Linked DNA regions of Homo sapiens: region 1 is linked to region 2. Evidence: read pairs that join two places in POLR2A ChIA-PET (ENCODE). Cell type or tissue: PC-9. All regions are shown on one strand. Each heading gives the region's core, and the rest is flanking DNA. Links, peaks and the distances in the headings are about the cores only. Region 1 holds the start of MIR3176 (microRNA 3176). Region 2 holds the start of MCRIP2 (MAPK regulated corepressor interacting protein 2).

What was found. Peaks named below come from ENCODE experiments on the same cell type or tissue, not always from the same donor. Only the 100,000 strongest peaks of a DNase experiment are listed, where the experiment ranks them.
Region 1: POLR2A ChIA-PET joins it to region 2 with 26 read pairs; 3 of 35 experiments call an interaction of 5 or more read pairs at or near these places.

What each region holds. Positions count from the first base shown.
Region 1 is chr16:537,278-550,966 of GRCh38, forward strand. CAPN15 (calpain 15) reads left to right here. Exons shown (of 14, transcript NM_005632.3): 4 at 9,540-11,010; 5 at 11,716-11,924; 6 at 12,011-12,194; 7 at 12,338-12,561. The coding sequence starts at 9,562. MIR3176 (microRNA 3176) reads left to right here and starts at 6,000; the gene lies at 6,000-6,089. RefSeq lists a silencer at 8,540-8,707. In PC-9, for the core only: no CTCF peak of the experiment used is centred there; no DNase peak of the experiment used is centred there.
Region 2 is chr16:637,225-645,243 of GRCh38, forward strand. It overlaps MCRIP2 (MAPK regulated corepressor interacting protein 2), which reads left to right and starts at 4,604. Exons shown (of 5, transcript NM_138418.4): 1 at 4,604-4,819; 2 at 4,896-5,025. The coding sequence starts at 4,768. LOC100287175 (a long non-coding RNA gene) reads left to right here. Exons shown (of 4, transcript NR_149003.1): 2 at 799-902; 3 at 1,585-1,649; 4 at 1,785-1,981. RefSeq lists enhancers at 111-885, 3,616-4,527, 5,669-5,718 and silencers at 4,419-4,968, 4,999-5,278, 5,289-5,428. In PC-9, for the core only: no CTCF peak of the experiment used is centred there; a DNase peak (open chromatin) is centred at 4,617; H3K4me3 peaks cover 2,348 bases; H3K27ac peaks cover 595 bases.

The DNA.
Region 1 (13,689 bases), core at 2,644-7,643, 99 kb before region 2:
GCGCAGGGGAGCAGGAGGCTGGTGAGCAGCTCGCTTCCTGCCCTGGGTGCAGCTGGGCACCACTTCTGCCTTGGGCCTAAAGGCATCAGTGAGGAGCAGGCGGGGCCTGGTAGGAGCCTGTGTTTCTAGCGGCACGCGTGACCCCAGGTGCCACGTGGGTGAGTGCGTGGGTGGGTGAGTGGCGAAGGAGCTGAGGTTGGCCCTGGCAGGTGTGCAGTCCTCACACAGAACGGGCAGGGCTCCTGTCAGAGCCAAACCAGCTCAGGGCCCAGTGCAAGCAGCTTCTGTCCCGTGGCACCTCCGCTAGTCGCCGCTCCCACCCAAGCCCTGCCCCGCCCTGACCCGCTCAGGGTTTGGCTACAGAAGGGGAGTGTCGGAAATGCCCAACCCGTCTCCCGTGAGGGACTCCTGCGTGGCCTGGGCTGGGGAACGCAGGGGCCGTTTGGGTGGTTCCGGCGTCTGGCGTAGCCACGCGAGAGGCCCTGGGTTGATGCGTGGGCTCCCTGCTAGCGAGCCTGCTCCGTGCGTGCTGGGCTCCCGGCCTTGCTTCCGTGTGGCATTCGAGACCCCGTGGACCTCGCCTGCGTCCTGCATGTTTGAGCGCTGCCCCTTGTGGAGGCCGCCAGCACTGGTGGCTGCAGGGCCTGTAGTGTGGCACGTCCAGAGACCCGGCCTGGAGAACGGGTCCTGGATGTCTCCGTCATGTTTTACGTTCGCTTCACACGGACGCAGCGATGTCTCAGATACCTCGGATCACACAGAGCACGTCGCCAAGGCTTGTTTTGTCTGTTCCTTTCCACCTGTCTTACGTGGATACCAGGAGATCCGCCACGACTCCCGTGGCCCCGTCCACACTGCGCGGCGCTCTCCGGCGTGGCCGCCAGGTGCCCCTTCGAGGGCAGGTGTGAGTACAGGGTGGTCCCTGTGGAGAAGCGCCTGCAGGCGAGTGAGCCAGGCTGTGCCCTGCTGACCCCGAGGCCTGAATTTCATGGAACTCCCACCTCTCACAGAGTATTGTTTTTTTTTTTGATTTTTTTCCAACCATTTAAAAATGTAAAAGCCATTGTTGACTTGCGGGCTGGACCAGGCTTAGGGCTGGGCTCTGGTCCGCACCCCACACTGGCCCCGTGTGTCCTGTGACCGTTCTGCCTACGGGGCAGGCCTGAGCCACCACAGGATGGCAGGGTCTCCAGGGTGCAGGGCCCGCAATGCTTCAACCCTCCCACGACCCCAGCACCTTCAGAGAAAACGGACCCTCGTGCCGAGTGAAGTGGTTCAGGCGAACGTTATCACCACACGGGGGACTCGGCGGCTTCTGCCCCAGGCCTCAAAGGAGAGGGGATCCAGAATTCTCTGTCTCACCCCCTCAGCCCCTGCCCTTGAAGCTTCTGTCCCCAAGGCTGTGGGGAGGAACCAGGGAAGGGCTGGCGCGTCTGCTGTGCGATCCCAGGTGCTCGTGCCTCGCTGAGCTCAGCCCCTGTGGCCTCAGAGCTGCAGGCCCCTCCCGGGTGTCAGAGCACTGACTGGAAAGGCCCCCCACATCCCTGCCCTCTGCTGCTCCCCATCGTCGCGGGGGAGAAGCTGGAACTGCACCCCCACCCCCCCCAGCCCGCTCACCTAGGGCTGCCCCCAGGCCTCCCTGAGCTCCAAAGGATATGTTCTTTGGTGCTTTTTTTTTTTTTGGCTCTGTCTCCCAGGCTGGAATGCAGCTGTGGTGCTCACGCCATCCTCCCACGTCAGCCTCCTGAGTAGCTAGGTCTACAGGTGCACACCACCACACCCGGATAGTGTTTAGTTTTCTATAAAGACAGGGTCTCACTGTGTTGCCCAGGCTGGTCTCAAACTCTTGGGCTCAGGTGATCCCCCACGCACGGCAGCTTTGACACTTACTTGACCCTTTCCTCCTAAGCTCTACCCTGACGCTGGCTGTGTGTCCCAGAGACTTAATCAGAAGCTGGAAGAAGGGCTGTGACGTGTGTGACAGCAGGAACTGCTGGTCAACCCACAGCCGGCCAGCCTGCCGGGACGCCATCTTGGCCCCAATCTTGGCAGGGAGAGGGGAGTGTATCGGACTCTGGGGAGAGCAGCTGCCTGCACGGGCAGGGTCCTCCCGTCTCAGGATTAACGTTCTCAACTGTATTTGATTTCTCCTCAGCCAGAGGGGGTAAGGTGGCCTTCCCAGAAGCACAGGTGGGCCGCGTGTCAGAGGCCCTGGACAGCCTGTGCCTCTCCCAGGCCTCCCAGCAGGGGTGGCTCTCGCCCCTCTGGAGGGGAGACCCCAGGAACCGGCCCCCGCCCTCAGCCATAGCCTCACAGGGTCCTTGTTTCTCGGGGCCTGGCTCTGTGGGTGCACAAGGCATGGTCGGGCTCCCGTCCTTCTGGAAGTCTCCAGAGTGGCATGTGGGCAGCTGTGTGAAGCGGCCCCCCAGATCTTCATCCAGCCTGGCCTGCAGCAGCTCCCTACGCCCTCTGCTACCTCCCCTGCCTACCTTTGGGTAGACGTTCTCTTGACCCTTCCTTCTGTGATAAAGCAAAAGCGTGTGATCTCTTTTCTCACCAAGGAATAAAACGTCTCTGAATACCACAGACGTGATGCCGGGCTTTTGGGGGCCGGGGGGTGTCCTAGGGCCCCGAGGGAGGAGCCCTGTGGGTGCCGAAGTCGGGCCGCAGGCCCTGCACTGAGATGTCCCCTCAGCCTACCCCAGGCGGCTGGGCATGCTGGGAAGTCCTCCCGGGCTGTGTGTGTGAATCATGCTGTTTCTTCTCTATTTTCTCTCTCTGTCTGTTTATTTTTGTTGTGTGTCACTCTGCCCAGCCGGCCGTCCTGTCTCTTCCCTCCATGCTCCGCTTCGCCCGCTGCTGGCCAGAGGTGACCAGGTCCGGCTCTCAGCACGGCCGCCGGCCGGGGGGCCATGGGGAGCTCCGCCTCCTCCCTGGCCGCAGAGACCGAGTCGGACCACAGCTTCCCCGGGGGACCGCCCTACCCGGGTCCCCCGGCAGCGGCTGGCTGGTGTAGGAGCGGCCCAGGGGGGCCCGTCTGGGGAGGTGCCCTGGTCAGCCGGCAGCACCAGCCCCCACGGCCCCGGGCCCGAAGGTAAGAGGTGGGGAGGGGTGGCCCCGGAGGGCTCCCGGGGGCAGAGGGCCTCGTTCTCAGGGTGCCCCCTCCTTGGCAGAGGTGCTTGCAGAGAAGTGGGTCCCTGCTCCTTCCAGTTGTGGCAGCTCTCTTCCCCAGGGTGCAGGAGCTGAGCAGGTCTGAGACCCCGGCCTCGGCCTGGCTGGTTGGTGGTGGGGATGGGGGCTAGTGCGCCCAATCCCGGCGGCCCTGTGTTTCTCACAGGCTGTGCTGCTCCACGCAGAGAAGCTGTTCCTGAAGCTTCTTTTTGGGCTGGGGTCGCTGGCGGCTGCAGGCTCTGGGCATATTGCCTGCTGCCCACGGTTTCAAAGCTGCCAGCACTCGCTGGGCTCCGCCTGCTGCCCCCCCGGGGGTCACAGGCCACATGGCTTGGTGGCCGAACTCCACGTGCTGGCTCCTCACAGCTGTCACCATGGCCTTGGCTACCCGCTGCGTCCCTCAGGAGCTGCCATCAGGTTCTGAGGTGCCTGGTCTGGAGGCAGTCCAGGTGGTGAGGTCTGGACTGGCTGGACCCCACCGATGCTCCTGCCGTCACCCCGTCCTGGCCCTCACTGGAGGCAGGGACACTCAGGGGCCCGGGGCCTCGGGGCCAGTGCTGCAGTGGCCGCCGTTGCTCTCACAGCGGGTCCAGGCCTGGCTTCTGAAGGCAATGTGCCTGCGTCTCACACTCAAAAGGGCCTGCCAGGCTGCACCTGGCGGCAGCTCCCACGGGGGACGATGTCCTGCTGTCTGTTGGCCCCCAGGTGGGAGGGACGGGCGTGGAGCTGCAGGCAGTGGGCAAGGCCATGGCAGGTGGCCAGGCCTGGGAACCAGCCTCCAGGTGGCATCCACGCTGAGGCCTGAGCTCCGGCCGACAAGGACTGGGGATGCAGGGGATTAGCCAGGGGCTGTGTGGGGGAGCCCTGGAGCCCTGTCTGCGAGTTACCCCGATGAACAGGGAGACGCGGCAGAGGCAGGGCCGGGGAGGGGCCGTGTGGGGGAGCCCTGGAGCCCTGTCTGCGAGTTACCCTGATGGACAGAGAGACGCGGCAAAGGCAGGGCCGGGGAGGGGCCGTGTGGGGCCTGGTGGTCGGCAGAGGAAGGGTCTGTGCTCCTCCTGCGTGTGGTGGCACCGGAGCGCCTCCCAGTTCCTGGTGTTACCGCACCAGCCGCCTCCCAGTGAGCATCTCCACGTGTGCCGACAACAGCTTTGTTGAGGTAGAACTTACCAGACTCACCTGTTAAAAGAGTGCAGTTTGGTCACTCTTAGTGGTTTGTAGAGTTGTGCAGCCGTCATTGCAATCCAGCGTTGCAGCATTCCACAGCCCACAGGGACCCCCAGCCCCACAGTCCAGTGTTACAGCATCCCGCAGCCCAGAGGGACCCTCAGCCCCAGACGGCCACTGACCGGCTTCCTGTCTTGGTTTGCCTTGTGCAGAAGGTGCGTGGATGTGGGGCCACAGGACGTGGCTGGCTGGGTTTGCCTTGTGCAGAAGGTGCGTGGATGTGGGGCCACAGGACGTGGCTGGCTGGGTTTGCCTTGTGCAGAAGGTGCGTGGATGTGGGGCCACAGGACGTGGCTGGCTGGGTTTGCCTTGTGCAGAAGGTGCGTGGATGTGGGGCCACAGGACGTGGCTGGCTGGGTTTGCCTTGTGCAGAAGGTGCGTGGACGTGGGGCCACAGGACGTGGGGCCCCGTGTCTGGCCTCTTCACTCGGCACCGTGCCCTCCAGATTCATGCACCTGCAGCCCGAGGCAGTTTCATTCACTGCTCCTTTGCGGGATGAACCGCATTTTATCTATTCATGGACGCTAGGACTGCTTCCACGTGGCTTCTGTGGACAATGCTGTGAACATTGTTTACGAGGTTTTGCGTGGACCTGTTTTCATTTATCTTGCATAGATACCTAGGAGTGGGATTGCTGGGGCGTGTGGTGAACTTTCATAATGTCTTGAGGAACTGCCAAGCCATCTTCCGCAGCGGCTGCATTACCTAGTTCCCACCGGCAACGCTGGGGAGGGTCCTGGCGTCTCCACTCCCTCGACAGCTCCTGCCGTTGTCTGTCCTTGTGATTCTGGCCGTCCCAGGGGGTGGGAGCTGGTGTCCCCTTGGCTTTGATCTGCGTTTCCCTGGTGGCCAGCCATGTGGGGCCTCTCTCCCTGTCTCATCCACCCGTGCCTGTCTTTTTTTCATTCATTCACTTATTTATTTATTTAGAGACAGGGTCTTACTCTGTCACCCAGGCTGGAGTACAGTGGTGTGATCACAGCTCACTGCAGCTTCTACTTCCTGGGTTCAAGAGAACCTCCCATCTCAGCCTCCCAAGTAGCTGGAACTACAGGCGTGCACCACCATAGCTGGTTAATTAGAAAAAAAAAATTTGGCCAGGCGCAGTAGCTCACGCCTGTAATCCCAGCACTTTGGGAGGCCGAGGCGGGTAGATCACCTGAGGTCAGGAGTTCAAGACCAGCCTGGCCAACATGGTGAAACCCCATCTCTACTAAAACAAAAATTAGCTGGGCGTGGTGACGGGCACCTATAATCCTAGCTACTAGGGAGGCTGAAGCAGGAGAATCGCTTGAACTTGGGAGGCGGAGGTTGCAGTGAGCCAAGATTGCACCACTGCACTCCAGTGTGGGCGACAGAGTGAGACTCTGTCTCAAAATAAAAATACAAACCCTGAGCTTGGGAGGGTCCAGGCTGCAATGAGCTGCGATCGTGCCACCGCACTCCAGCTTGGGCGACACAGTGAGACGCTAGACGGTGTCTCAAAAAACTTAAACAGAAAAATGTAGAAAGGATTGTCGTTCCCTTTCTCGTTTTCCAGAGGGCAGAGGACTCTCGGCCCCTGCTTTTTGAGCACCAGGCCGAGTTTCAGACCTCGGGATGGCCTCTCCAGTCTGCAGCTCCCGGCAGCCTCGGGCCACACTCCCGGGATCCCCAGGGACTGGCCTGGGACTACCGGGGGTGGCGGCCGTGGCTCTGGCTATGGGGAGGGAGGCAGAGCCGCGGGGCAGGCGTGGGGTCTGCTGTGCCGGGTATGTGGGGCGTGTGTTAGACTTTGGACCTGGCCTGCGGGGTCAGGCCGTGGTGTATGATGACGCCACGCCGCTCTTTCTCTTTCACCCTGGCCTCCTGCCTGGCCCTCCCCTGGGTCGGCATCCCTGGGGCCACTCCTGCCCGTGCCCGCTGCTGTGGGGCCTGGGCTCCAGGCAGCTCCTGTCTGCTGCTGCAAACAGGCCCCCAAGGTGCATGGTGAGGAGACCCCCAGGCTAGAGATGGGCGAGAGCGGTGGGCGAGCAGACTGCGGGAAGGCAGCTGGGCCTCCACACGCGGAGCCCTCCCCACCACGTGCATGCACAGGCGACCCCTGCCGTGCTCCGACGGAGGGCGCCGGGACTGGGGAGGGTCAGCGCGACAGCCCTGGCGTTTACTGAAGAGCTGCCTGCCTGGCTCGCTGCCCTGGTGGCCGCTGAATTCTCCCAACGCCCCAGGACAGCAGGTGCTGTGGCCCCATGACCGCTCCCCCACATGGATGAAGGGGTGGTGCACAGGCTGGTGGAGCCTGGGAGAGCCAGGGCAGCCTGCGGCCATGCGGCCATGCGGCCGGCGTGGGGCTGAGGTCCCTGTACAGCTGACAGAGTGCCTGGCGCCCTCAATCAGTAAGTCATCTACGGGCCGGGCACCGGCGGCTCAGCACAGAGAGGCAACAAGGGTAGACCCCCCCTGGCAAGGCTGACCGGCGCCGGGCTGTGGCCAGACCAGGAGACTGCAGCCCAGCTCGAGGGAGGCACCACGCCTGCCCCTCAGAGCACTGAGCAGAGCCCCCCATGGTATCCCCCGCCCTGGGCACAGCAGGAGGAGCTGCCGACCAAGTCTGGCACCCCGGTGTGCCCCGAGAGCTGTCTGGGCACAGGTTGCGGGGCTGCCCCGGCCGGACGGGGCATCTGTGTTTCTCGGTGTGGCCTCAGGGCTCTGGTGGCTTTGACCGAGGCCCCGGGGGACAGAATGCAGCTTCCTGCTCCTCACTTTTCCTAAGAAAGGGGCCGCCTCCCAGGACTGGGGCTGCGCCAGTCACAGGCCCGCGGCCTCCACGCTCCGGGTGCTGCTGTCCCGGCTGCTTCAGGGCGGGCTCTGTCTTGCACGCAGCGAGCGGCTTCATCACCTCCCTTTTGAATTGGAGCTGAGTGTCGGCAACGCCCAGATAACTGGGGCGCGCGGGTCTTTTGTGCTGGATTTTTCTGTACAGTTGCCTCGATCTTCCATCCAGCTTGGCCTCTGTGCAGTAAGGAGCGGCCCGTCGCCTCCCCCACGTCGCCTCCCCCACGTCGCCTCCCCCACGTCGCCTCCCCCACGTCGTCGCCTCCCCCACGTCGCCTCCCCCACGTCGTCTCCCCCACGTCGTCGTCTCCCCCACGTCGCCTCCCCCACGTCGCCTCCCCCACGTCGCCTCCCCCACGTCGCCTCCCCCACGTCGCCTCCCCTCACGTCGTCGTCTCCCCCCACGTCGTCGTCTCCCCTCACGTCGTCTGCCCTGAGCCCGCTCCCTTCGAAGGTAACCATCCTGCAGTAGTGAGGGCTCCTTGCTGAGCACGTGTGGCTGCGACTTCAGGAGCGTTCTGGGTTGAGAATTCCAAAAGGGCTTCGCTCAGGCCTGGCTTTGGGTCTTTGGGCTCCTGACGCGAGCTTTTACTTCCAGGCTTTGGCGGTCTGGCCTCAGGAGGTCAAGGCTGCAGTGAGCCGTGCGCGAGCCACTGCACCATCCTGGGCAATCAGACCCCATCTCTAAAGTTCAAAACAACATCTTTGTAAGGGTTTCGGGTCTCTGAGCCCATGAACCTGCCCAGGCCCTGCAGAGGTGAGGGTGGCCCTAGAGTGGCTGGGGGGTTGTGGAGACCAGAACCAGGGCAGAAGGGCAGGGAGGGTGGGGGCCCTGCCGAGGTCTCCCACCGCTGACCCCTGACCCCTGGCCCCCTTCCACCTCGGCCCACCGAGAGAGGCCGGCACAGCGCAGACTGCGGGGTCAGTGACACTCCCCTCAGCGTCTCCAGCCACAGAAGGGCCGTGGCCTGCCTTCGCCCTCCTCACCCGTGTCCCGGGGCCACGTTTGAACTTTAGGCCTTGTTCTGACTTCATTGAAACCCTCCTGAAGTGCAGACGTCTTCCTGACCCACCTGGGTTTTGCCAGGATGACTCCGAAAGGTGTCTCCCAGCAGACACACCCCGCTGGCGATTGTTTGGTCCTGGGGACCCGGGTTCTCATTCTCCTCTCTGGAGCTGGTGAGGCTGTCCTTGCTAGTCGGTGACAACTACAGGGCCAAAGGGAGGGTGTGTCCCAGGAGGCCCAGCCCACCTCTGCCTGCACCTGCGGTCAGCGGGGTGCAGAGTCTGTGAAGGCACCTCCCGGAGTGGGGGCTGCAAAGATCATGGCCACTGTGCCACCCACAGGGGCCCAGGCCGGACGCCTGGGCTGTGCCGCCTCGGCAGCCAGGCCGAGGAACGTGCAGGTGCGGCCGGGAGCCCGCCGGCCACAGCTGCATCCATGCCCTTCTCCGAGTGGTGATGGCGGGGAGAGGCCTGGCTGTCTACGGGCAGATTGCTTGGGCTTTCACAGAAGCCCGCTGTTAGAGCAGATTCCCGGCCTTGGGTCTCTCTGCTCCAGCTGGACGCCCTGAGCCTCGCCGGGCCCAGTCCACCCCCGTCCACTCTGCCAGGGGCAGCTCAGAGCCCTCGCCACGCGGGGCTGAGCGCAGGGAAGGCAGCATCACGGAGTTCGCTCGGCTCCACAGAACACCCGTGTTGCTCGCGGAGACTTTTTGTTTTTGTGCTTCTTATGAAGAGGCAGGTTTTCTTTCTTCCTGAACCAAAAGGGTTTAGATGGAGCACAAGATTCAGGCCATATTTACAAGAACAATTGATTTTTCTGCCAGGCAGAGCAGCCAGTCTGTCTCGGAGGCTGTGCTGTGGTGTGGGGAGGCCCCTTGCTCAGATCAGCCTGTGCCTTCCCCAGGCCCCGGCCCATGCACCTGCCCTTCCGTAGGTCTGAGCACCTGTTCTTCCACGCCCAGGACGACCTGGTCCTGAGTTTGGCCGGGACCCCCTGCTATCTGCCGTCCACAGGCCTGGTGACAGAGAAAGCAGTGCCCTGGAACAGCAGCCCGGCTGTGGGGTGCTCAGCCCTCTCTGTAGGATCCTGTGTGGCTCAAGGGGTCTGCTGAGCCTCCAACGGGCAAGAGGGGCCCTGAGCCATGGATCCATTCTGGGTGGAGGCAGCCCCCACCGCCGCCTGCCTCAAATGCTCAGCCCTAGGCCCTCGGCCCCGTAGCTCTGCAGCCACAGACGGGTGCCTTCCCCAGGCCGAGAGGAGGGTGGGGTCCAGCCACTCAGGACCTCACAGGGTGGCCCTGATGAGCACCTTCCCTTGCAGCCACACCCACTCGCCCGGGTCTATGGCCACGGTCGGAGAGTGGTCCTGTGTGCGCTGCACCTTCCTGAACCCGGCCGGCCAGCGCCAGTGCTCCATCTGCGAGGCTCCCCGGCACAAGCCCGACCTCAACCACATCCTGCGGCTCAGCGTGGAGGAGCAGAAATGGCCCTGCGCCCGCTGCACCTTCCGCAACTTCCTGGGCAAGGAGGCCTGCGAGGTGTGCGGCTTCACCCCGGAGCCTGCGCCTGGGGCTGCCTTCCTGCCAGTCCTCAACGGGGTCCTCCCCAAGCCACCCGCCATCCTGGGGGAGCCCAAGGGCAGCTGCCAGGAGGAAGCAGGTCCAGTGAGGACTGCGGGGCTGGTGGCCACGGAGCCCGCCAGGGGGCAGTGCGAGGACAAGGACGAGGAGGAGAAGGAGGAGCAGGAGGAGGAGGAGGGAGCGGCGGAGCCCAGAGGGGGCTGGGCGTGTCCGCGTTGCACGCTGCACAACACGCCCGTGGCCAGCTCCTGCTCCGTCTGCGGGGGCCCACGCAGGCTCTCGCTGCCACGGATCCCTCCTGAGGCCCTGGTGGTCCCGGAAGTGGTGGCCCCGGCCGGCTTCCACGTCGTGCCTGCCGCGCCTCCACCTGGCCTCCCCGGGGAAGGTGCCGAGGCCAACCCCCCAGCCACCAGCCAGGGCCCAGCTGCCGAACCAGAGCCGCCCAGGGTCCCGCCCTTCAGCCCCTTCTCGTCCACCCTGCAGAACAACCCCGTGCCGCGCAGCCGACGCGAGGTTCCCCCCCAGCTGCAGCCACCGGTGCCTGAGGCTGCCCAGCCGTCACCCTCTGCCGGCTGCAGGGGAGCCCCCCAGGGCTCGGGCTGGGCTGGGGCCTCCCGCCTAGCAGAGTTGCTGTCTGGCAAGCGGCTGAGTGTGCTGGAGGAAGAGGCCACGGAGGGTGGCACCAGCCGCGTAGAGGCCGGCAGCTCCACCTCGGGCAGTGACATCATTGACCTGGCCGGAGACACCGTGCGTTACACGCCCGCCAGCCCCTCCAGCCCCGACTTCACCACCTGGTCATGTGCCAAGTGCACGCTCAGAAACCCCACAGTGGCCCCCAGGTGCTCGGCCTGCGGCTGCTCCAAACTGCACGGCTTCCAGGAGCATGGCGAGCCCCCCACCCACTGCCCCGACTGTGGGGCCGACAAGCCCAGCCCCTGCGGCAGAAGCTGCGGACGGGTGTCCTCGGCCCAGAAGGCCGCCCGCGTCCTGCCCGAGCGCCCGGGCCAGTGGGCCTGCCCTGCCTGTACCCTGCTCAACGCACTGCGGGCCAAGCACTGCGCCGCCTGCCACACGCCTCAGCTCCTGGTGGCCCAGCGGCGGGGGGCCGCGCCCCTGAGGCGCAGGGAGAGCATGCACGTGGAGCAGCGGCGGCAGACAGACGAGGGCGAGGCCAAGGCACTCTGGGAGAACATCGTGGCCTTCTGCCGGGAGGTGAGGCGCCCCCTCGCCCTCTTCCTGCTCCTGAGCCTCCTGCTCCCGCCCTCCCCTTCCTAGGCTTTGGGCTCTGGCGATGGGCTGGGGAGGAGCCCACAAGGCCTAAGACGTGATGGGGAGGGCAGCACCCTCCGCCCCGAGGCTCCAAGCTCCCAATGGCCCTGGGGTCCAGCTTGGCCTCCTGACCCTTGGTCCTTGCTGGTGACCGAGATGCACGACCTTCACCCCCCTCAACCCTCCACCGTGGCCAGGAGGGCCCCGAGCCCCGTCTGATGTGCCGCAGGAGGCGAGGGCTTCCCAGGGGCAGCGTGGAGACCCCGCTGAAGTGCGAGGTCGGGATGTACCCGTGCTCCGCCCTCTAGAGTCCAGGATGGCATCACCCACGGGTCAACTGGGGCGCAGCCTGCACCCTCCCCAGCAGGGCCAGGGCCAGAGTCGTGCTGCCACCCACTGGGGGCTGCGCTGTCCCCCTGGGCCCACACGTCCCCTGCTCCTCACCTGTCGCCAGCCGGTGGCCTCTCCACTAGGGCTGAGGGCTTCCTCGACACAGGGCCGGCGCCAGGTCTGTGGCTGTCCACGCTCCACCCGTCCCTTTGGGGCTCAGGCAGTGCTTTTGGGCGCTCTCCTGGGTGGGGTCTTGTCCCTGCCAGGTGGAGCGAGGCCACCCTGCCCAGCCTGAGCACATGGCCGTGGTCTCTGCAGAACAATGTGAGCTTCGTGGATGACAGCTTCCCTCCCGGGCCCGAGTCTGTCGGCTTCCCCGCGGGTGACAGCGTGCAGCAGCGTGTGAGGCAGTGGCTGCGACCCCAGGAGATCAACTGCTCCGTCTTCAGGGACCACAGGGCCACGTGGTCTGTGTTCCACACACTGCGGCCCTCAGACATCCTGCAGGGGCTGCTGGGGAACTGCTGGTGAGGCCTTCTCCAAGGCCGGGGTGGGGCGGGTGGGCGGGCGACCGGCCGCGGTCCCCGCGAGGTCACCCTGAGGCTCTGCGCAGGTTCCTGAGCGCCCTGGCGGTGCTGGCGGAGCGGCCGGACCTGGTGGAGCGGGTGATGGTCACGCGCAGCCTGTGTGCAGAGGGCGCCTACCAGGTGCGGCTGTGCAAGGACGGCACGTGGACCACGGTGCTGGTGGACGACATGCTGCCCTGTGATGAGGCCGGCTGCCTCCTCTTCTCACAGGTGGGGCGGCCTGCAGGGTGGGCACGGGCGGCAGGGGCAGCCTCTGACCCCAGCCCCGAAAACAAGGCCGGCTGCTTCCTCTTCTCCCAGGGCGGGTAGTGTGGGGGGCGGGCGGGGGTGGCCTCTGACCCGGCCCTCTGCAGGCGCAGCGGAAGCAGCTGTGGGTGGCCCTCATCGAGAAGGCGCTGGCCAAGCTGCACGGCTCCTACTTTGCGCTCCAGGCGGGCCGCGCCATCGAAGGCCTGGCCACGCTCACCGGCGCCCCCTGTGAGAGCCTGGCGCTGCAGCTCAGCTCCACTAACCCCCGCGAGGAGCCCGTTGACACTGACCTCATCTGGGCCAAAATGCTGAGTTCTAAGGAGGCTGGGTAAGAGGAGGGGCACTGCGTGGTCAGCCGCGTTGGGAGGAGAGGCGAGGCGGAGCGGTGGGAGATGTGGGGCTGGTGGCCCCTGACCCAGTTCTGCTTCCACGAGGTGCCCCTGGCGTGGGCTGACCCCGCGTGGCCAGGCCACAGCCCCAATCACCTCCCCCTCCCTGGGCGGGGCTGGAGCTGGCCTTCTCATGCCAGGAAGGCCACATCCTGGCCAGGCCGTGGGGCGAGACCGATGCCGTCACCCCGGAGCAGGTGTGAGCGGCGTGTCGAGTTTGACCTGGGCCGTGGGGCGAGACTGATGCCGTCATCCGCCTCGGGGCAGGCGTGAGCGGCGTGTCGAGTTTGGCCACACTCTGGTCAGCGGGTCTGTGCCTCGACCCCCAGGGGCCTCCTCGGAGTGCCCCGGTGCGAGCACCTTGAAGCTCCCGGAGCCCTCCTCTCAGCTGACCCTGGGCAGTGCTGCTGCCCACCCCCCACCCGCCCGGGAGCCACAGAGCCCAGAGCCAGCCCCACAAGGCCTCCAGGGGACCCAGGCCTGCCACCCCTGACTCAGGCCCTGTGCGCTTCAGGCATGGTGGAGGGGGCTGGTCCAGACCCTCCTGAACACTTCACGTGGTCCCTACAGGCAGGAGTGGGCCCTTCTCTGCTGCGCCTGCCTGTCTTGGTGGCAAGGTCGCGGCCAGCGAGGGCACTGGTCAGCAAGGCCCCGGTCAGTGAGGGCCCCGCTCAGCCATGCCCCCAGTCGGTGAGGGCCCCACTCAGCCATGCCCCTGGTTAGTGAGACCCCCTGTCAGTGAGGGTTCCCTGTCGGTGAGGGTCCCCGGTCGGTGAGGGCCCCCAGTCGGTGAGGGTCCCGGTCGGTGAGGGTCCCCTGTCGGTGAGGGTCCCCGTCGGTGAGGGTCCCGGTCGGTGAGGGTCCCCTGCCGGTGAGGGTCCCGGTCGGTGAGGGTCCCGGTCGGTGAGGGCCCCGGTCGGTGAGGGTGCCCCGTCGGTGATGGCCCCGGTCGGTGAGGGTCCCGGTCGGTGAGGGTCCCCTGTCGGTGAGGTCCCTGGTCGGTGAGGGTCCCGGTCAGTGAGGGTCCCCTTTCGGTGAGGGTCCCCTGTCTGTGAGGGCCCCGGTCG
Region 2 (8,019 bases), core at 1,593-6,592:
ACTGGCGGGTTGGGGCGGGGCCAGAGCGGGGTTGCGGCAGGGGCGGCAGGGGCGGCAGGGGCGGCAGGGGCGGCAGAGGGCGGGGCGGGCGGTCCCAGCCTGCAGAACTGGGCGGTCTGCGGGAGGGGCACGAATAATGCCCCAGGGTTTCTCTGTGACACTGGGGTAACAGCACCAGCTCAGGGCCCACGGATAGCGTGAGGGGTCGGTCGGTGACCCCCGAAATCAAGTCACAGGCCGCGATTTATGTGCGCCCGAGGGTTGGGGTCCCAGCCTCAGAGCCGGGCTCTTCTCCAGAAAGTGCCAAGCGCCTGGCTCTGCATTCAGGACTGGCTTAGCGCCTTTGCTGAGCCGTTTTTCACCAATGGGAACCCCATATCGCTCTGGCTAGGGCAAGGACGTTGGAAGGGGTAAACCAGGGAGGGCCAGTCACGTGGCTCAGGGTAGGAGAGTGGCTTACAGGCTGCCAGTCTGGGACTGGGAACGCGGGCCATGGGGGGCTCAGGGAGTCAGGGGTCAGGGACAACCCTGCCAGGAGATGTTGGTGTCCGCCGTGGTGGTGACTGGCCAGACCCTGCAGCAGGCTCTGCGGCCCAAGCCCACGCTTTCCTCGCCTGACTGGCCGCCTCCATCTCTCTTTCTGTGGGCTGAGCACTTTCCCTGCGCCTCCTTCAATGCGCACCCTGCCCCCAACCCCCACCTCGAGGAGAGCCCCAGGAGGAGGGACCTATGATGACCAGTGGTTCTCCTGGGGCCCATGCACCTCTCCTCACCCAGATTTCACCTGGGCTTCCCTAGGCACAGGAAAGAGGAGCCCGAGATCAGTCTCTCTGCGCCTCCCTGCTTCCCCCCTTGAATGGAGCTGCGTTCAGGAGCTGCCTACAGTGCCCAGCGCATGGCAGGTTTAGTGTTGCCTGACTTCAGATATGGCCTATTGTTGGGGCTGGATGTTTGGGCCTCGTGGCTTGACCACCAATGGCTGAAGCAAACGCTAGCTCTGCTGAGCTCTGGGCCAGCCCAGCTTGTCCTTGCCGCCTGCAGTGGGCCCCAAAGGTGGGGGGCCGCCTTCGGGAGCCTGTGTGAGCTCGGGTTATGCCCTTCCCCACATGGGGCTTCCCTCCCCAGCACCGCCCTCACTCTAACTCAGCTGGTCCTTGCTGCCAGGTCTTCCACAGGAGCATATGCCCTCAGGCTGTGCACAGGCCCCCCAGCACCCCGTCCTGCCTCCCTGGCCTGTGTGAGTGATTGCGCTGAAGGCCACTGGGAGAAGCCAGGGCAGGACGCAGGCTGCACAGATGACGGGGATCACACTGGCCTTCCTTGAAGGACACGATGCCCGATGCTGGTGGGGGGAGGGCAGAGCCAGGTGGGGGGAGGGGAACTGGGGGAGTGGGGAAGGTGGGGGCAGGGGTGGGGGTGGGAGGTAGAAAAGAGTCCGTGAGGAGTCCTTCCTAGGGGGCGTCTCAGGCTTGGCCTCCCTGGCTGTGGCTTGCCATCTCCTTTGCCCTCTGAGGGCCACAGGCCTGGCCCAACCCTGCAGAGAAGGCAGCTGGGGATGGAAACCTCTTTCCTTCCGCTCTTCAGCCATGCTGAGGAGGGGTACAGGGCCAAGAGACACCTGGGTCAGAAGCTTCCCTGAGGGCCTCCCAGTAAGTCTGGAGCTCCCAGAAGGGAGGAGAAGCAGGGCCAGTGCATGGGGTGGGGGCTCCTCGGGCTGGCCCCCCACCACCAAGGGCCTCCCCTCACCCCTCCATGTGGTGCATGTTGCTTGCCTGGAAATTTAGACAGGAAGACTCTGGGCCCTGCCGCCCACCCGCCACAGCTCCGTTTTCAGCCACAGCATCCCTGACCTCTCCTTGGAGAATGTGGGGGCCACTGGACACGCCAGGCCCTGATGCCGGCACAGGCAGCCTCCTCTTGTTCCTGGACCAAACTGAGAGTCGGGCTGCTATTTCTCGTGGCCCAGTAACGAGATGCAGATGAACTGGTGAGGAAGAGGGTTTTTATTTCTGCAGCCGGTTACAAGGAGAAGGCCTGGAAATTATCACCAGAACAAGTCAAATTACAAAGTTTTCCAGAGGTTATGTACCTTCCAACCTAGATGTCTGTGTGTAAGTGTGCATTCATCTGAAGACATAAGTGGTTAACTTTTTTCTTTTTTCTTTTTTTTGAGACGGAGTCTTGCTCTGTTGCCCAGGCTGGAGTGCAGTGGCACGATCTTGGGCTCACTATTTTTAGTAGAGACGGGGTTTCCCCGTGTTAGCCAGGATGGTCTCGATTTCCTGACCTCGTGATCCGCCCGCCTCGGCCTCCCAAAGTGCTGGGATTACAGGCGTGAGCCACCGTGCCCGGCCAAGTGATTAACTTCTTTTAATCTATAATTAAGGCCTGAGTCCTGAAGACCTTCCCCTGGAGCCTCAGTAAACTGACTTAATCTTGTTTCCTGCTAAATCATGAAGGTTTGGGGAGTTCCTTCGGGCTCCCAATAAACTTGTCTGTGGAGGCCTGGAGAGTTTCTTCAGACCTCCAATAAACTTGTTTAATCCTAAACGGGTCCTATTAAGAATTCCTTCGTTATCTTGTCGCGCTTCAAGGCCCAGGAGAGGCCTGGGCACAGCTCTTGGTGGGCTTTTGTTACATTCCAGCCTTTGAAGAAGGGCACTGGCTTTTCTTCTTTAGAGTCCTGCTCTGTCGCCCAGGCTGGAGTGCAGTGATGTGATCTCAGCTCACTGCAACCTCCACCTCCTGGGTTCAAGTGATTCTCCTGTCTCAGCCTCCCGAGTAGCTGGGACTACAGGTGTGTGCCACCACACCCGGCATTTTTTTTTTTTTTTTTTTGAGACGGAGTCTCACTCTTTTGCCCAGGCTGGAGTGTAGTGGCACGATCTTGGCTCACTGCAACCTCTGTCTCCCAGGTTCAAGTGATTCTCCTGCCTCAGCCTCTGGAGTAGCTGGGATTATAGGCACCTGCCACCATGCCTGGCTAATTTTTTTTTTTTTTTTTTTTTTGTATTTTTAGTAGAGATGGGGTTTCACTAAATTGGCTGGGCTGGTCTCGAACTCCTGACCTTAGGTCATCCACCTGCCTGGGCCTCCCAAAGTGCTGGGATTACAGGTGTAAACCACCGATCCTGGACAGCTTTTTAAGCTTTTAATATTGAACTAACCACTCTGCACTGAAATAATTGTTATGGAGGCCTGCGTTAGTGAGACCTGGCCTGCCACACTCTCACATCTGTGGGGCGGGTACAGGAGCCCCAGGGGCCGAAGAGGCACACGTCGGGCCTCTGGGTGCACCTCAGCCTGGGGGCCAGGACGTGGGGCAGAGTGCAGCCAGGGTTCTGACTCCTGGGGTGGAAGGGAGACTCCCAGGGCATCATGTCTCTACCCAAGTCCAGGGGGATGAGCCGCTTTTTCTCTTCTTAGACCCAGTCCCAAGACCCAAGCCAAGGGTGACCCTTCACACTGGCCCAGGCCTCTGCAGGCACCTTGGCTGAGGCTCCCCAAGTATGAATGGTAAATCCTTGCCTCCAGCCTCGGCACAGAGGAGCCCAGCACAGACGCCCCCAGCACAGAGTCCCCCAGCACACAGCCCCCAACACAGAGCTCCCCTGCACACAGCCCCCCTGCACAGACACCCCCAGCACAGAGTCCCCCAGTACAGAGCCCCCAGCGCAGATACCCCCCATAGCACAGAGCCCCCAGAACAGAGACCCACAGCACAGAGTAGCCCCCCAGCACAGGGCCCCCCGGCACAGGGATCCCCAAGCACAGGGACCCCCCCAGCACAGGGATCCCCCCAGCACAGGGCCCCTCAGCACAGGGCCCCCCAGCACAGGGACCCCCCCAGCCCAGGGATCCCCCCAGCACAGGGCCCCCCAGCACAGGGCCCCCAGCACAGGGATCCCCCCAGCACAGGGCCCGCAGCACAGGGATCCAGCACAGGGACTCCTCCCCAGTACAGGGATCCCCCCAAGCACAGAGACCTCCAGCACAGGGATCCCCCCAGCACAGGGCCCCCCAATACAGGGATCCCCCCAGCACAGGGATGCCCCCAGCACAGGGCCCGCAGCACAGAGCCCCCCAGCACAGGCACAGGGACCCCCCCCCAGTACAGGGATCCCCCCAGCAGAGAGACCTCCAGCACAGGGATGCCCCCAGCACAGGGCCCCCCAGCACAGGGATCCCCCCAGCACAGGGATGCCCCCGGCACAGGGCCCGCAGCACAGAGCCCCCCAGCACAGGCACAGGGACCCCCCCACAGTACAGGGATCCCGCCAGCACAGAGACCTCCAGCACAGGGATGCCCCCAGCACAGGGACCCCCAGCACAGGTTCTCCTCCAGCGCTTGTCAAAGGTGGGCCCTGGGGCTCCGAGGACCCTGCTCGCACATCGCCGCTGACCCCGCAGGGCCCCTGGGTCCTCGCCGCCAGCAGTCTGAGTGCGGTGCCCCGACACTGACATGGCCTCCAGGCAGCAACGGCCTTCCCGGGCAGCAGGGCGCCTCGTCCGCCTTGGCCTCGGGCCTCCGGGGGCTGGGGCGGGGTTGCTGGCGGCTCCGCCCCCGCCTGCCAGTTTCCCAAAGGGCGCAAGCGCCGCCTCCGCCGCGTGTCCGGGGTCAGCCCGAGCCCGTGCGGGCCCTTTAAGGGCCGGGGGCGTGTAGCGGGCCCGCCCCCTCCCCGCGGCGCCCGCAGTCCGTTAAGTGCGAGCCCCGGCGCAGGGGCCGGATCTGGCCGGGGGCCGGCGGCGGTGTGGGAGCGGCGCGTCATGTACACCATCACCAAGGGGCCCAGCAAGCTGGTCGCGCAGCGCCGCACAGGTGCGCACGGGCCGGGGAACGGGAACGGGGACGGGGCGGGGCGCGGCGGCGGCTGACCGCCCCCCGGTGCCCGCAGGTCCCACGCAGCAGCAGGTGGAGGGCCGGCTCGGCGAGCTCCTGAAATGCCGGCAGCCCGCGCCGCCGACCTCGCAGCCCCCGCGGGCGCAGCCCTTTGCGCAGCCGCCGGGACCCTGGCCCCTGTCGAGGTGAGACGCGCGCGGCCCCGGCCCGGCCCGGCCCGGCTTCCCCTCCCCCGCCGGCCGCCCTAGAGCGGAGGGTGACCTTGGGGAAATGTTAGTGAGGTCCGGCCACGTGCTGCAGGCGGGGCGGGCGCTCCGGGCGCGGGGGGTGCGCGGGTCCTGCCCACTACGCGCCCGCGGGCCTGCGCCTCGCACTTCCGCCTCACCTGGCCGGGCCCGGGCCCCCAGCGGGGAGAAAGCCGGCCAGTTCCTGGGTCGCAGGGGCCTCCAGCGTCCGAGGTCGGTGCTTCGGGCGACCTTGGGTTGCTGCTGGAACCCTGACGTGCAGCAGGCCCAGGCCACGGTTCGCGGAGAGCGTCGGGCGCTGGTCCTCAAGATCTCCCGGCTCTGCCCTTGCAGAGCTCAGTGGGGGAGACGTGCGTGCGCTTCCCTCGGGCAGGGCCGCTGCCCTCCTCCGCCCTTCACCCCAGACACCCTGGGGCAGTGGGGCCTCCCCCCATCCGGTTGCTTCTGCTTTTCCTAACCCAGTTAGGAAACTCCGAGACCACAGGAGCCTCAGTCCGGCCACTGTGGCCTCCCCGTGACCATGACCCAGAGGTTGGACAGCCCCGCAGGGCTGGACGTTTGACTTTGGCTCAGTTCCTCCACCGTTCCCTTCATTTATCCTGTGCCTCTCCCAGGCCTGTGGATTTTGCTGTGGCCCCAAGCCGGCCCGAAGGCTCCTGGAGGTGGTAGGGTCATGGCCTGAGGCGGTGCTGGGGAGGAGAGCTCGGGCCAGGAGTTCAGGGCAGCTACAGGTGGGGGGGTGCCGAGCCACCCTCAGCCTGCCCCCTGCCTACCTCTCAGAAAGGTGTGGAGGTTCCAGCGGGGCGGGGGCTCTCTGGGGCTCCATCCTAGTGAGGTAAGTGCCCTCTACCAGAGGCGCCTTCTGGCGGGAGGTGAGTGGGCCCCTAGGTGCTTCCAGCATCCCAGCTCTGCTGGGACGCTCCGCGGACATCACCCTTGGTCCTCGTGGCCGCTCTACTTCCCAGGGGAGGAAACCGAGGCACACCTGTAGCCACCACCTGGTCCCCAGGCAGGGAGCATGAGGCTGGAGTGGCCCAGGGTGACGCCGTCTCTCTTAACCTGGGGAAACCACCTTTCTTCTCTCTCCAAGACCCCACTGCTAGGGAGGGCAGGGGTAAGGCTGTGGCACAGTTAGGAGGAGTTAGGGAAGAAGATGGAAATGCTTCCCAGAGTTCTCCATGGGACCCCAAGGGTCCCAGTGGGCAACACCAGGCCCACTGGCTGTTGTCTCTTTTTTTTTTTTTTTTTTTTTGGAGACAGAGTCTCCATCTGTCGCCCAGGCTGGAGTGCAGTGGCGCAATCTCAGCTCACTGCAACCTCTGCCTCCCGGGTTCAAGCGATTCTCCTGCCTCAGTCTCTTCAGTAGCTGGGACTACAGGTGCGTGCCACCATGCCCGGCTAATTTTATATTTTTGTATTTCACCATGTTGGCCAGGATGGGCTCGATCTCCTGACCTCATGATCCACCCGCCTCAGCCCCCCAAAGTGCTGGGATTACAAGTGTGAGCTACCGCGCCCGGCCTGTTTTCTTAAAGTCCCCATGTGAGGTCCTCTGTCAGCCAGTGGGACCTGTGGGAGTTGAGTGGGCTTCACCCCGTGTGCAGTGGGGCTAGAGGAGCCCTGGGCAGGGCAGGATGTGTGCTGCCCTCTCCTCCCTGGGGTCACCCACCTTCCCACCCCCAGGCCCCAGCGCTGGGAGCTTCTGGCAGCAGTGGGATCTCTGCATGAAGCCCCCATCCTGCTCCTGCACCTTCTTGGGGCAACCACCTTCCCTCTGTTTCTTTTTTTTTGAAATGGAGTTTTGCTCTGTTGCCCAGGCTGGAGTGCAATGGCAGGATCTCCGCTCACCGCAACCTCTGCCTCCTGGGTTCAAGCGATCCTCCTGCCTCAGCCTCCCGAATAGCTGGGATTACAGGCGTGCACTGCCACACCCAGCTAATCTTGTATTTTTAGTAGAGTCAGGGTTTCTCCATGTTGGTCAGGCTGGTCTCAAACTCCCTACCTCCGGTGATGCGCCCACCTCGGCCTCCCAGAGTGCTGGGATTACAGGCGTGAACCACCGTGCTTGGCCAACCACCTTCCCTCTGAACCACCCCACCCCATGCTGCCACCCACCTCGCTGTTTTTTACTTCATTTAATTTTTTTCTTTTTGAGACAAGGTCTTGCTCTGTCACCCAGGCCGGGGTGCAGTGGTGCAATCATGGCTCACTGCAGCCTCAACCTCCCAGGTTCAAGTGATCCTCCCACCTCTCGACTTCCTGAGTAGCTGGGATGACAGGCGAGCACCACACCTGGCTCATTTTTAACTTTTATGTAGACAGGTCTCACTATGTGGCCCAGGGTAGTATTCAATTCCTGGGCTCGAGCAATTCTCCCGCCTTGGCCTGTGGAAGCGTTGGGGTTATAGGTGTGGGCCACCGCGCCCGGCCCTGCCCTGCCTTTTCTTCTCCTTGGTGCTTTTTGCTACTCCTCATCTCTCACTGACTGGGCGCGGGAGGGGGGTGTCGGGGTCCCTGCACATCTCCTGGTGCACCCAGAGGGTCAAGGCTTGTCACCCATGATGTATGCTGGCTCTGGTTCCTGCCAGGCATGGGTCTGGGCACTGCCCACGACAGTGACAGACCAGATAAACCTTGGTTTGTTTTTTTAATTTTTATTTTTATTCTGAGATGGAGTCTCGCTCTGTAGCCCAGGCTGGAGTGCAGTGGTGTGATCTCAGCTCACTACAAGCTTCACCTTCCGGGTTCAGGCCATTCTCCTGCCTCAGCCTCCCGAGCAGCTGGGACTACAGGCGCCCTCCACCACACCCGGCTAATTTTTTTGTGTTTATAGTAGAGACGGGGTTTCACCGTGTTAGCCAGGATGGTCTCGATCTCCTGACCTCGTGATCCACCCACCTCGGCCTCCCAAAGTGCTGGGATTACAGGTGTGAG